Linked DNA regions of Homo sapiens: region 1 is linked to region 2. Evidence: read pairs that join two places in POLR2A ChIA-PET (ENCODE). Cell type or tissue: A673. All regions are shown on one strand. Each heading gives the region's core, and the rest is flanking DNA. Links, peaks and the distances in the headings are about the cores only. Region 1 overlaps TBK1 (TANK binding kinase 1). Region 2 holds the start of LOC105369803 (a long non-coding RNA gene).

Region 1 (2,500 bases), core at 1-2,500, 77 kb before region 2:
AGAAATAAAAGGGGGCGGCCGGCTGCGGCTGGGTGCAGTGGCTCACACCTATAATCCCAGCACTTTGGGAGACCGAGGCAGGTAGATCATGCGGTCAAGAGATTGAGACCAGCCTGGCCAATGTGGTGAAACCCCGTCTCTACTAAAAATACAAAAATTAGCTTGGCATGGTGGTGCGCACCTGTAGTTCCAGCTACTTGGGAGGCTGAGACAGGAGAATTGCTTGAACCCAGGAGGCAGAGGTCACAGTGAGCTGAGATCGCACCACTGCACTCCAGCCTGGCAACAGAGGGAGACTCCATCTCAAAAAAAAAAAAAAAAAAAGAAAGGATCATTTGAGCTCAGGAATTCAAGAACAGCCTGGGCAACATGGCAAAACCCTGTCTCTGTAAAAAATACAAAAATTTGCCATGCATGGAGGTGTACGCCTGTAGTTCCAGCTACTCAGGAGGCTGAAGTGGGAGGATCACCTGAGCCTGAGAGGTCAAGGCTATGGTGAACCATATTGTGCCACTGTACTCTAGCATGGGTGATGGAGTGAGACCCTGTCTCAAAAAAAAAAAGAAAGAAGGAAATAAAAGGGTATTGAATATGGTTACCAGTATTATTACTAGAAAAAGAAAGGTAACAAGTTAAATCTAATAATTATAAAGAGAAAAAATAATTATAAAAAGAAAAAATCGAACTTTAAAAAAATAAAAATTTTGTATTTCATGAATAAAAATTTCAAGAGTCCTACAGTTTAAGATATGAAGTCCAATTATAAAAGAATTGATTTTTTTAAGGGGAAATAGTGGAATTAAGAATGTCATTAGGAAAAGTAATCTAGAAATAATGGAAATAGAAATTATTTTAATCCCTTTAAACATGAGCAATCAATAAAATCTTTGGGAAAAAATGTAGTTTATACTCTTTATCCGAGTGATTTTATTTTTAGTGATTATTTCTTAGGAAGTAATCAGAAATATAATTTTATGCATGAAGATGTTAATTGGCATCCTGTTTATAATAAAGAATGGTTAAATAAGTTGAATAAATTAGAATGTGTGGCAGATAGTTACCTGGAATTAGCCAAACTCAAGATTAAGAGCATAGCCTTCCACACTGCCAAGTCTGCTCAAGACTTTTGATACCAATTGCAAAGGAGTTTGGCAAACTGCACAGAGAGAACAGTTCCCACAAGATTACCCTCACATCATCCCAGCCGGCTACAAATGTGGGGGTTGCCCATGACACTCAGGTTTGGTAATTTGCTGGAATGTAGAAATGACTCACAAAACTGAGGAGAGTGCTATACTTATAATTACAGTTTTATTGTAGCAAAAAGATAGAAATTAGAACCAGCCAGAGGAAGAGACACAAAGCGTGGAATGTGGGAGGGTTCCAATCTTGAAGCTTCTTTGTCCTGAGGGACACATTACTCTCTCAGCATTGATGTATGACAGTATGCATGAAGTATTGCCAGTCAGGGAAGCTCACCCAAGCCTTTGGTGTCCAGGGTTTTTACTGAGGCTGGATCATTTATTGCCTGTATTGCTGACCTTTAGTCCCCAGCTCCTTCCAGAAGTTTGGGGTAATTCCTTTAGTCTCCATTAAGCCCCCATCCTAAATCATGCTGTGAGACTCTCCAGTGGCCAAAGCCCCCAGAGGAACAAAGACAGAAGTCTTGTTCTTTCAGATAGGACATTTTAGGGGCCAGAGATCACTGTCCAGTAGCCAAGGGCAAAGCCTGACTTCTCTTTGGGTAAAGTTAATTTTTTACCACACAATAGTTAAGTGGTAATGAAAAGAGATATTTACCAAAATTTTAATCTTCTTGGAACACCTTATATATGATGTTATGTGAGAAGAATCAGGATTAAAAATATATATGTAGTATGATCTTAACATATACAGTGTAATATGCAAACAGCATTATGTATCTATGACATTATTTCATCCATAGAAAAAAGACTGAAAGAAAATACGCCAAAATATTAATTCATTATCTCCAGGTAATGGAATTATGTATACTTCCCAAATTTTCAACAATCAACATACATTATCATTTAAAAGCAACAGTTTTTTTTTTCTACTATGATTATTTCTCTCTCTTTTTTGAAATGACTGCCAGAGAGTAATTTAAAATATTTTATAAAAGTGTTTTGGAGATATGTAGAAAAAAATTAGAAAAGAAACAAAGGATAAAAAGTTGGAGATGAATAGTAGATTTTAAGACTCATTCAGATTTTCAGATTCTGAAATTGTCATGCATCTTATAATCATTGTGTATATATAATTTGATGGTATTTCTTTTTCCCCGTAATGCTGTTATTAAATTGATGAAGCATTATAATCAATGGTACATTAAAATTAAGGTTTAAAACAAATCAGCATCTCAGATGCAAATGAGCAGACTGGAGCTTTGCTGCAAGAGGGACCACTCAGCTGTTCTGCTACCCATTTATTTTTAAGGATAGGACTCCATTCCTTGAAGTAACAGTAGTCATCATAAGAAAAA
Region 2 (9,932 bases), core at 2,982-5,481:
AGCATTACCATATTTCCTCATCTCTAAGGCACCATCTATTGTGACGTACACCGTCATTTTATGTACCACTAAGGAAAATGCTGTCAATTTCAGCATGCTGTGTCATTGATGATAAAATGTATGTTCATTTCAGAGACGTTTATATGAAAAAAAAAAGGAAAGTACCTTTTAATATAGATGAAATTCAATAGATGGCAGTCCAAAGTTCCTTTGAGTCTTATGAGTCAGTGCTAATCCTGCAAATCGGTGGTCCATATAAGAGCATTCCATTCTATTAAAATTACATTTATGGCCAAGCACTGTGGCTCATGCCAGGAGTTCAGGGCTGCAATCATGCCACTGCACTCCAGCTTAGTTGATGGAGTGAGACTCTGTCTCTAAAAAAAAAAACAAAATAAACAACATTTACAATAAGGGATAAATAGCTCCCCTTTTTTCTTTTTTGGAGACACAGTCTTGCTGTGTTGCCCAGGCTGGAGTGCAGTGGTGCAATCATGGCACACTGCAGCCTCAACTTCCCAGGCTCAAGTGATCCTCCCACCTCAGCCTCCTGAGTAGCTGAAACTACAGGCACACGCCACCACATCAGCTAATTTTTTGTATTTTTTTGTAGAGACAGGGTCCCTCCATGTTGCCCAAGCTGGTCTCGAACTCCTGGGCTCAAGCAATCCTCTCACCTTGACCTCCCAAAGTGCTGGGATTACAGGCATGAGGAGCCACTGTGTCTGGACATGCATAGGTTTTGTTTTCACTTTTTTTTTTTTTTTTAGACGGAGTTTTGCTCTTATTGCCCAGGCTGGAGTGCAATGGCATGATCTTGGGTCACTGCAACCTTTGCCTTCCGGGTTCCAGTGATTCTCCTGCCCCAGCCTCCCGAGTAGCTGGGATTACAGGCATGCACCACCACACCCACCTAATTTTGTATTTTTAGTAGAGACAGGGTTTCTCCATGTTGGTCAAGCTGGTCTCAAACTCCCAGCTTCAGGTGATCCGCCCACCCTGGCCTCCTAAAGTGCTGGGATTACAGGTGTGAACCACCGCACCCAGCCTGTTTTCACTTTTTTTTTTTTTTTTTTTTTGAGACGGAGTCTTGCTCTGTTGCCCAGGCTGGAGTGCAGTGGCACAATCTCAGCTCACTGCAAGCTCCGCCTCCTGGGTTCACGCCATTCCCCTGCCTCAGCTACCCGAGTAGCTGGGACTATAGGCACCCACCACCATGCCCAGCTAGTTTTTTTGTATTTTTAGTAGAGATGGGGTTTCACCTTAGTAGTGACTTGTTAGCCAGGATGGTCTCGATCTCCTGACCTCGTGATCTGCCCGCCTCGGCCTCCCAAAGTGCTGGGATTACAGGCATGAACCACCGTGCCCAGCCTGTTTTCACTTTTTTAAAGTAGGTTTTTAATGGAAGAAAATAGTGGGTCTGCTGTAGGCTGATATTGTAGAGATAAAAGTTAAAAATAATTATGATGGAGAAACAAAAATGCATCAAAAGAATAAATGTTTCCTGTGTTGTTAGTGAATTCCCTCTTAGAATACTGTTGACCAGCACACAGCTCTCTAATTCAATTTGTCTGTGTTGGTTTTATTATCACATAGACACACATAAATAATAACATAATAACTTTATTCTATTTCTCAAATAAGAAAGGAGAGCCTTGGGACTTAAAAAAAATGGTGCATAGTCTTCAAAGGAGAAGCACATGGAATAAGGAATTGAAATGAATCATATATCCCATTCTATTTTGAATTTAAATAAGGAATTATATAGGATTTCAGTTCTAGTTCCATTTTGGGTAGAAAACAGAAGATGAGCAGGCAGGTGAGGGATTCAGTGCCCTTTTCCCTTCAATATCATGTCTATGTTTTACTGAATAATAAAATACATAGCTGGTGGTCACATCTCTGTTCTTTGCAGGCAAGATCCAGTCCTATTACTCCATCCACTGCCTGGCAGAACAGAGTTAAACTTCTTGAAGAAATGGCCTACGCCTAAAACCCACTCCCTTACCTCTCATTTACTTCAAGGCGAGGTCTCTTTGCCCCTAGACTTCCTGACGGCCACATCTCCTGTGCTGGATTCCGTGCTCATCTTCTTGACTTCTCTACGGCACATCACATTGCTGACCAATTGTTTTCTTGAAGCCTTCTTGGATTTTGACTTCCTTACCCCACACTCTTGCCTATTTCTCCCCCTATCTCTCTGACTTTTCCTTCTCAGTCTCCCTCAATGCTCACCTTCCTCTGAGCACCTCTTCAGAAGCAGTATTCTCTCCTTGCCCTAGTTCTTACTAAAATAGAAATAGCTGCCACTTTGTGTAAACTCCAACTCTGGAACATTCTAGAACTTAACGTGGTACATCATTTAAAGCTCCTAAGACCCCGTGAGGCCCCTGCTATCCCCTCTGTCTCACAAACAGTAAGTTGAGGTTCTGAGTAGGATAGTAATGGGTGCAAAGTCTCACAGCTAAAAAGAGGTAGAGATAGAATTCAAAGCCAGTGTGTCTGACACACAAACTGTGCTCTTTCCAAAAATAGGTCACCCTCTCTCAGACTGCTCTCAGTCACACCCTTGACTTCCCATACAACTTAATAAGCTAAACAACTCCCAATCTCCCAACCCCATCTCAGCTCTCCCTCCTGAAGACTCACACGTCCAACTTCTTACTCAACATCTCTGCTCAGTTCCATTGGCATCTGAAGCTTAAACTGCCCAGAACTCAATCTTTACCCAGAACTCAATCAGTGTCTTTACCTTGAGAAAGGTGACCTGGAAGTCATTTTAGAGTCCTCTCTTCCCATATCAAAATCCTGACAATACTAGCTGTCTTTGTTTTCTAAGGCTGCCATAACAAAATACCACAGACTGAGTTGTTTAAACAACAGAAAATCATCTTCTCCTAGTTCTGGAGTCTGGAAATCCAAAATCAACATGTCTGCAGGTTTGGTGTCTTCTGAGACCTTTCCTCTTGGCTTACAGATGGCCACCTTCTTGCTGCATCCTCACATGGCCTCCTCTTCGTCTTGGCCTGTGTGTCGTCTATGTCCTACTCGCCTCCTCTTTTTTTTTTTTTGAGACAAGATCACTCCGTCACCCAGGCTGGAGTACAGTGGCATAATCACAGCTCACAGCAGCCTCAATCTCCCAGGCTCAAGCAATCCTCCCACCTCAGCCTCCCAAGTAGCTGGGACTACAGGTGCGTGACCTCATGCTAAGCTAATATTTTTCTATTTTTTGTAGAGATGGGATCCCTCCCTATGTTGCCCAGGCTGGTCTCAAACTCCTGGCCTCAAGTCATTCTCCCATGTCAGCTTCCCACAGGGTTGAGATTGCAGGCATGAGCCGCTGTGCCTGGCCTTAGTTTCCTCTTCCTGTAAGAGCACTAGTCATATTGGATTAGGGCCCATCCACATGACCTCATTACATCTTAACTACCTCTTTAAATGCCCTGTCTCCAAATACAGTCACATGTTGATGTACGAGTGGTTAGGACTTCAACATCTGAAATTTGGAGGCACACGACTCAGCCCATAACACTAGTTTTTAGGCATCTTTCAAATTTGACTTTCCATCTTCAGCTCTAATTGCCACCCTTTTAGTTGAGAACTGTGCCATTTCTTACAATTATAATATTCTCATCATCATGACTATTATGCTTTATAAATAATATTGTTCTGATTATAAAATAATTACATGAGCTCTGTAGAAAACACACAAAAAAAAACACAAATAAAACATAAAATCTCTGTAATCTCAACAACCAAACAGAATTGATCATTGGCATATATCCTTATCTTTTTTCTATGTATATATTTTTAAAAATTGGGGCCGGGTGCCATGGCTCATGCCTGTAATCCTAGCACTTTGGGAGGCTGAGACGGGAGGATCACTTGAAGTCAGGAGTTTGAGACCAGCCTGGGCCAACGGTGAAACTCCATCTCTACTAAAAAATACCAAAAAATTAGCCAGGCCTGGTGGTGCATGCCTATAATCCCTGCTACTCAAGAGGCTGAGTCAGGAGAATCACTTGAACCTGGGAGGTGGAGGTTGCAGTGAGCCGACATCATGCCACTGCACTCCAGCCTGGGTGACAGAATGAGACTCCATCTCAATAAAAATAAAAATTGGAATTGTCTTAGTATGTTTTGCATTGCTATAACAGAATACCACAGAAAGAGTAATTTAAAAATAAAAGGAATTTATTTCTTACAGTTCTTCAAGCTGGTAAGTTCTAGGTCAAGGGGCATCTGGTGAAGCCCTTCTTGCTGCATCATAACATGGCAGAGGGCATCACATGGCAAGGGGGCAGGAGCATGTGTGTGAGCTCAGGTGTCTCTTACTCTTCTTATAAAGCCACCGGTCTCATCATGGGGGCCCTACCCTGATGGCCTCATCTAATCCTAATTAATTCCCAAAGGCCTTACCTTCAAATACTATCAACGCATGAATTTGGGAATTAAGTTTCCAACACATGAAATTTGGGGGACACATTCAAACCATAGCAGAATCATAACATATCTTCTCTTTTGTAATTTGATTGTTCTCATGAACAATTTCTTGCCTGGGTGCGGTGGCTTATATCTGTAGTCCCAGCACCTTGGGAGGCCAAGGGGGCGGATCACTTGAGCCCAGGAGTTCAAGACCAGCCTAGGCAACATGGTGAAACCCCATCTCTACAAAAAATACAAAAATTAGGCAAGCATGGTAGTATATGCCTGTAGTCACAGCTACTTCAGAGGCTGAGGTGGGAGGACTGCTTAAACCCAGATGGTTGAGGCTGCAGCAAGCTGTGATTGCCCACTGCACTCCACCCTGGGCAATAGAGTGAGACCTTGTCTCAAAAGAAAAAAAAAATTTCTCATACCATTAAATATTATTATTCTCCAACATTATTTACTGATCACAATATTCCATCATACAGATAGACCAATAATAAACTTATTATTAAATCAGTTAATATACTTTATTATTAAATCTGTTAATATAGTCTATCTGTATGATAGAATATTGTGGACATGTGGGTTTCAGGCAGTCCCATCACTCATAGCCCATAGAATGGTCTTTTTATCTCGATGGCTTACATACGTATCTTCAGAGAACTGAGTTCAGATTCATTCATTGCCATTGCTTCTCTCCTTACTGCCTGTTTTATCTGAAGCTTAACCCTGTGTTATAATTTTAGAAACAATGAGATAGTTGGCAGGCTAATGGCTTCATTTTAAGTAGTATCTGATGTGAAGTTTACAACTGAAGCCAATTGGAGTTCTTTCTTAAGACGGCTCCTTAAAAATTTCATTATGTTAGACCTGTCTTCAGTGGGTTACATTACCAGACTCTTGATGAGAGAAATCTATTTGCTGGTGAATAAAATTGTGGCAGCTCTTATTTATGTGTCTTAATGTGGCTAAGGTAAATGTTTTAAAAATACTTACTTTGGAAACAGTTTGATAGTTCCTCAAAAAGTTAAACTTAGAATTACTATATGACCCAGCAATCCTACTCCAAGGTATATATCCAAGAAAATGGAAAACATTATGTACACAGGAAAACTTGTCCATGAATGTTTGGCTATTATTTATAACAGCCAAAGAGGGGAAACAGCCTAAATGGCCATCAACAGATAAAAGAATAAACAAAATGTGTTACATTCATATAAAGGAATATTATTCAGCTGTAAAAAGAAATGAAGAACTGATATATGCTACAACATGTATGAATTTTGAATATTTGATAGGTGAGGCTGTGCTGGTGTTTTATGCCTGTAATCTCAACACTTTGGGAGGCCAAGTCAGGAGGATCGCTTGAGCCTAGGAGGTCAAGACTGCAGTAAGCTATGATTGCATCACTGCGTTTGGTGACAGGGTCTCAGTCTGTTGCCCAGGCTGGAGTGCAGTGGTTGAACAAAGCTCACTGCAGCCTCGACCTTCTGGGCTCAAGCAATCCTCTCAACTCAACCTCCCAAGTAGCTGGGACTACAGGTGTGTGCCACCACACCTGGCAAATTTTTGTATTTTTTTTGTAGAGATAGGGTCTTGCCATGTTGCCCAGGCTGGAATTTTTTTTTTTTCTAAGTAAGGCCAGTGTGGTGGCTCATGCCTGTAATCCTAGCACTTTGGGATTACACTTGGGAACCTCCACCTCCCAGGTTCAAGGGATTCTCCTGCCTCAGCCTCCCAAGTAGCTGGGACTATAGGCACCCACCACCACATCTGGCTGATTTTTGTATTTTTAACAGAGATGGGGTTTCGCCATGTTGCCCAGGCTGGTATTGAACTCCTGGGCTCAATAGATCCGCCCGCCTTGCCCTCCCAAAGTGCTGGGATTACAGGCATGAGCCACAGCGCCCGGCCAATGTTGTCTTAATTTAAACCTTGCAAAAAGAAAAAAAATGTATCGTAGCCTAATCTCCTGTCTTTGTGAAAGATATTCAGTGATAGTGTGATTGAATTTCAGAGGAGGCCAAGATAGTCTAGGTTAAATGGCTCTGCCTTGTGAACAGATGGGCCCCACACAAACTCATTTTTATTATTCCAGGTTGAATGCTGGCTTTTTGAGCAGGGGAGGGGGTTCAATTTCCCTTGGCCTGTTGGATGAACAGAGAACGACACAGACCTAACTGGGAACCTAACGTGCTTTCTCTTTCAGAGGGTAAATATATATGTCATGCTCACTGCCGAGACCTGGTACATCTGGATTATCCACAAAATGGGAACGTATCAAGCTGCATGCCGACTTCTGAAGTAAGATATTCAATCAAAAAGAACAGTCAGGTAGGCACTATTGGTGCTTGTGGACATCGTGCGTTTCGGTCACTCCCATCACTCATACCCCATAGAATGGTCTTTTTATCTCCATGGCTTACGTATGTATCTTCAGAGGATCGAGCTCAGGTTCATTCATTGCCATTGCTTCTCTCCTTGCCGCCTGTTGCATCTGAAGCTTAATCTTGGGTTATAATTTTAGAAACAATAAGATAGAGTATATCAGTAGTTTTATCCAACAGATTTGTCATAAGATATGAGGCTTTCATCTGCTTGATTACTTGCCACATTCAGGATGCAATCTTGTTAACAGACATACTTCCTGCTGCGGAAAATAGGACATGAACTGTAAATGTGTGTTGACTTTTTTTTTAATCCGATGAAGAGCCTCAGCGTGAGTCTGAGACCAACCTGGGCAACATGGTGAGACCCGCATCTCTACAAAAAATAAAAATAAAAATAAAAATAAATTAGCTGGGTGTGGTGGCATGTGCCTGTGGTTCCAGCTACTCACCCAGCCACTCAAGAGGCTGAGGCAGGAGGATCACATAAGCCCCAGAGGTGGAGGTTGCATTAAGCTGAGATTCTGCCACTGTACTCCATCCAGCCTAAGTGACAGAGTAAGATCCCACCTCAAAAAAACAAAACAAAAGAACCTGAGCATGAACACTGTGCTGGGGAAATCTGTCAGGTTTTACTGGTTAAAGCAAAGATCTTCAACTGGTAGAACTAGTAGATCCTCAACCTGGTTTCAGCCAGCACATCCATTCTCACTCTATTCTCCTGGTTTGCTGAGAGACCAGAAGGGAAGGGGTACAGCTGGCAGTGATGCCTGCTCCTCTGCAGACTCAACTATAGCATCCCCTCTCCTGACACATCAAGGTTCTTCTTAAAAGATAGGCTATTTTTTCGGCCAAGCACAGTGACTCATGCCTGTAATCCCAACACTTTGGGAGGCCGAGGTGGGTGGATTGCTTAAGGCCAGGAATTCAAGACCAGCCTGAGCAACATGGCAAAACCTCATCTCTACAAAAACTACAAAAATTAATAGGGCATGGTGGTGAGAGGTGACAGCATGCTGGCAGCCCTCGCTCGCTCTTGGCGCCTCCTCGGCCTCGGTGCCCACTCTGGCCCCACTTGAAGAGCCCTTCAGCCCGCCGCTGCACTGTGGGAGCCCCTTCCTGGGATGGCCGAGGCCGGAGGCGGCTCCCTCAGTCTGCAGGGAGGTGTGGAGGGAGAGGCACGGGCGGGAACCGGGGCTGCGCGCCAGCTAGATAGAGTTCCGGGTGGGCGTGGGCTTGGCGGGGCCCCGCACTTGGAGTGGCGGGCCCCGCACTTGGAGTGGCGGGCCCCGCACTTGGAGTGGCGGGCCCCGCACTTGGAGTGGCGGGCCCCGCACTTGGAGTGGCGGGCCCCGCACTTGGAGTGGCGGGCCCCGCACTTGGAGTGGCGGGCCCCGCACTTGGAGTGGCGGGCCCCGCACTTGGAGTGGCGGGCCCCGCACTTGGAGTGGCGGGCCCCGCACTTGGAGTGGCCGGCCGGCGCCGCCCGCCCAGGCAGTGAGGGGCTTAGCACCCGGGCTAGCAGCTGCGGAGGGTGCTTTGGGTCCCACAGCAGTGCCGGCCCACCAGCGCTGCGCTCGATTTCTCGCCGGGCCTTAGCTGCCTCCCCACGGGGCAGGGCTCGGGACCTGCAGCCAGCCATGCCTGAGTTTCCCGCCCCCCGGCTCCCCGCCCGCCCCCCCCGTGCCCGCCCGCCCCCCGCTCCCCACCCGCCTGCCCACCCCCCACTCCCCCACTCCCCCACACCCTCCCCCCGCCGCCCCCCGCTCTCCCCCGCCCCCCGCCGTGGGCTCCTGCACGGCCCGAGCCTCCCCGACAAGCCCCACCCCCTGTTCCATGGCACCCGGTCCCATCCACTGCCCAAGGGCTGAGGAGTGCGGGCGCACGGCGCGGGACTGGCAGGTGGCTCCGCCTGCGCCCCTAGTGCGCGATCCACTGGGTGAAGCCTGCTGGGCTCCTGAGTCTAGTGAGGACTTGGAGAACCTTTATGTCTAGCTAAGGGATTGTGAATACACTAATTGGCTCTCAGTATCTAGCTCAAGGTTTGTAAATGCACCAATCAGCACTCTGGGTCTAGCTCAGGCTTTGTAAATACACCAATCAGCACTCTGTACCTAGCTAATCTAGTGGGGACATGGAGAACTTTTGTGTCTATCTCAGGGATTGTAAACGCACCAATCAGCAGCCTCTCAAAACGGACCAATCAGCTCTCTGTAAAACAGACCAATTGGCTCTCTGTAAAATGGACCAATCAGCAGGATGTGGGTGGGGCCAGATAAGAGAATAAAGCAGGCTGCCAGAGCACGCCTTGGCACCTCGGTGGGGGTCCCGTTCCGCACAGTTCTTTAGGTGTTTGCAATAAATCCTGGTACTGCTCACTCTTTGGGTCACACTGCGTTTATGAGCTGTAACGCCCACCGTGAAACGCTCATCGCGAAGGTCTGCAGCTTCACTCGTGAAGCCATCGAGACCACGAACCCACCGGGAGGAATGAACAACTCCAGACGCACTGCCTTAAGAGCTCTCACACTCACTTCGAAGGTCTGCAGCTTCAGTACTGTGCTAGCGAGACCACGAACCAACCAGAAGGAACAAACTTCTAACACATCAGAAGGAACAAACTCCAGACATGCTGCTTTCAAGAACTGTAATACTCACCGGGAGGGTCCGCGGGTTCATTCTTGAAGTCCCTGAGACCAAGAACCCACCAATTCCAGACACAGTGGTGCACGCCTGTGGTCCCAACTACCTGGGAGGCTGAGGTGGGAGGATCACTTGAGCTGGCAAGGTTAAGGCTGCAGTGAGCTGGGACCCGCACCACTGCCCTTAAGCCTGGGCAACAGAGTGAGACCCTGTCTCAAAAAAAAAAAAGGCTATTTTTTCAACGGTTTGGGGGCACTTGCATTAAATTATCTGAGTGTCTTGTCAGTTTCTGGGAGCTCACAGGCATGTCTGGATAGAATTACTGAAACTAGGCAGCAATATTTATCCTTCCTGCATATGGTAATGAAACTAATTTTCAGTTTAGGCCAAGAGGCTGATTCTTCACTGCCCTCTGACCAATGCTGAGTACAAAAGACCAAATACATGAGTTTGCCACTTGTTTTTCCC

What was found. ChIA-PET counts read pairs that join two places held together with the same protein. Peaks named below come from ENCODE experiments on the same cell type or tissue, not always from the same donor. Only the 100,000 strongest peaks of a DNase experiment are listed, where the experiment ranks them.
Region 1: POLR2A ChIA-PET joins it to region 2 with 8 read pairs; 8 of 35 experiments call an interaction of 5 or more read pairs at or near these places.

What each region holds. Positions count from the first base shown.
Region 1 is chr12:64,460,528-64,463,027 of GRCh38, forward strand. All of the region lies in intron 3 of TBK1 (TANK binding kinase 1), which reads left to right. Among named protein-coding and RNA genes, the nearest start is that of TBK1, 9.7 kb to the left of the region's middle. In A673, for the core only: no CTCF peak of the experiment used is centred there; a DNase peak (open chromatin) is centred at 1,314; H3K27ac peaks cover 1,029 bases.
Region 2 is chr12:64,534,938-64,544,869 of GRCh38, forward strand. LOC105369803 (a long non-coding RNA gene) reads right to left here and starts at 2,243. Exons shown (of 4, transcript NR_188079.1): 1 at 2,009-2,243; 2 at 166-377. It also overlaps a transcript of RASSF3 not described here. In A673, for the core only: no CTCF peak of the experiment used is centred there; no DNase peak of the experiment used is centred there.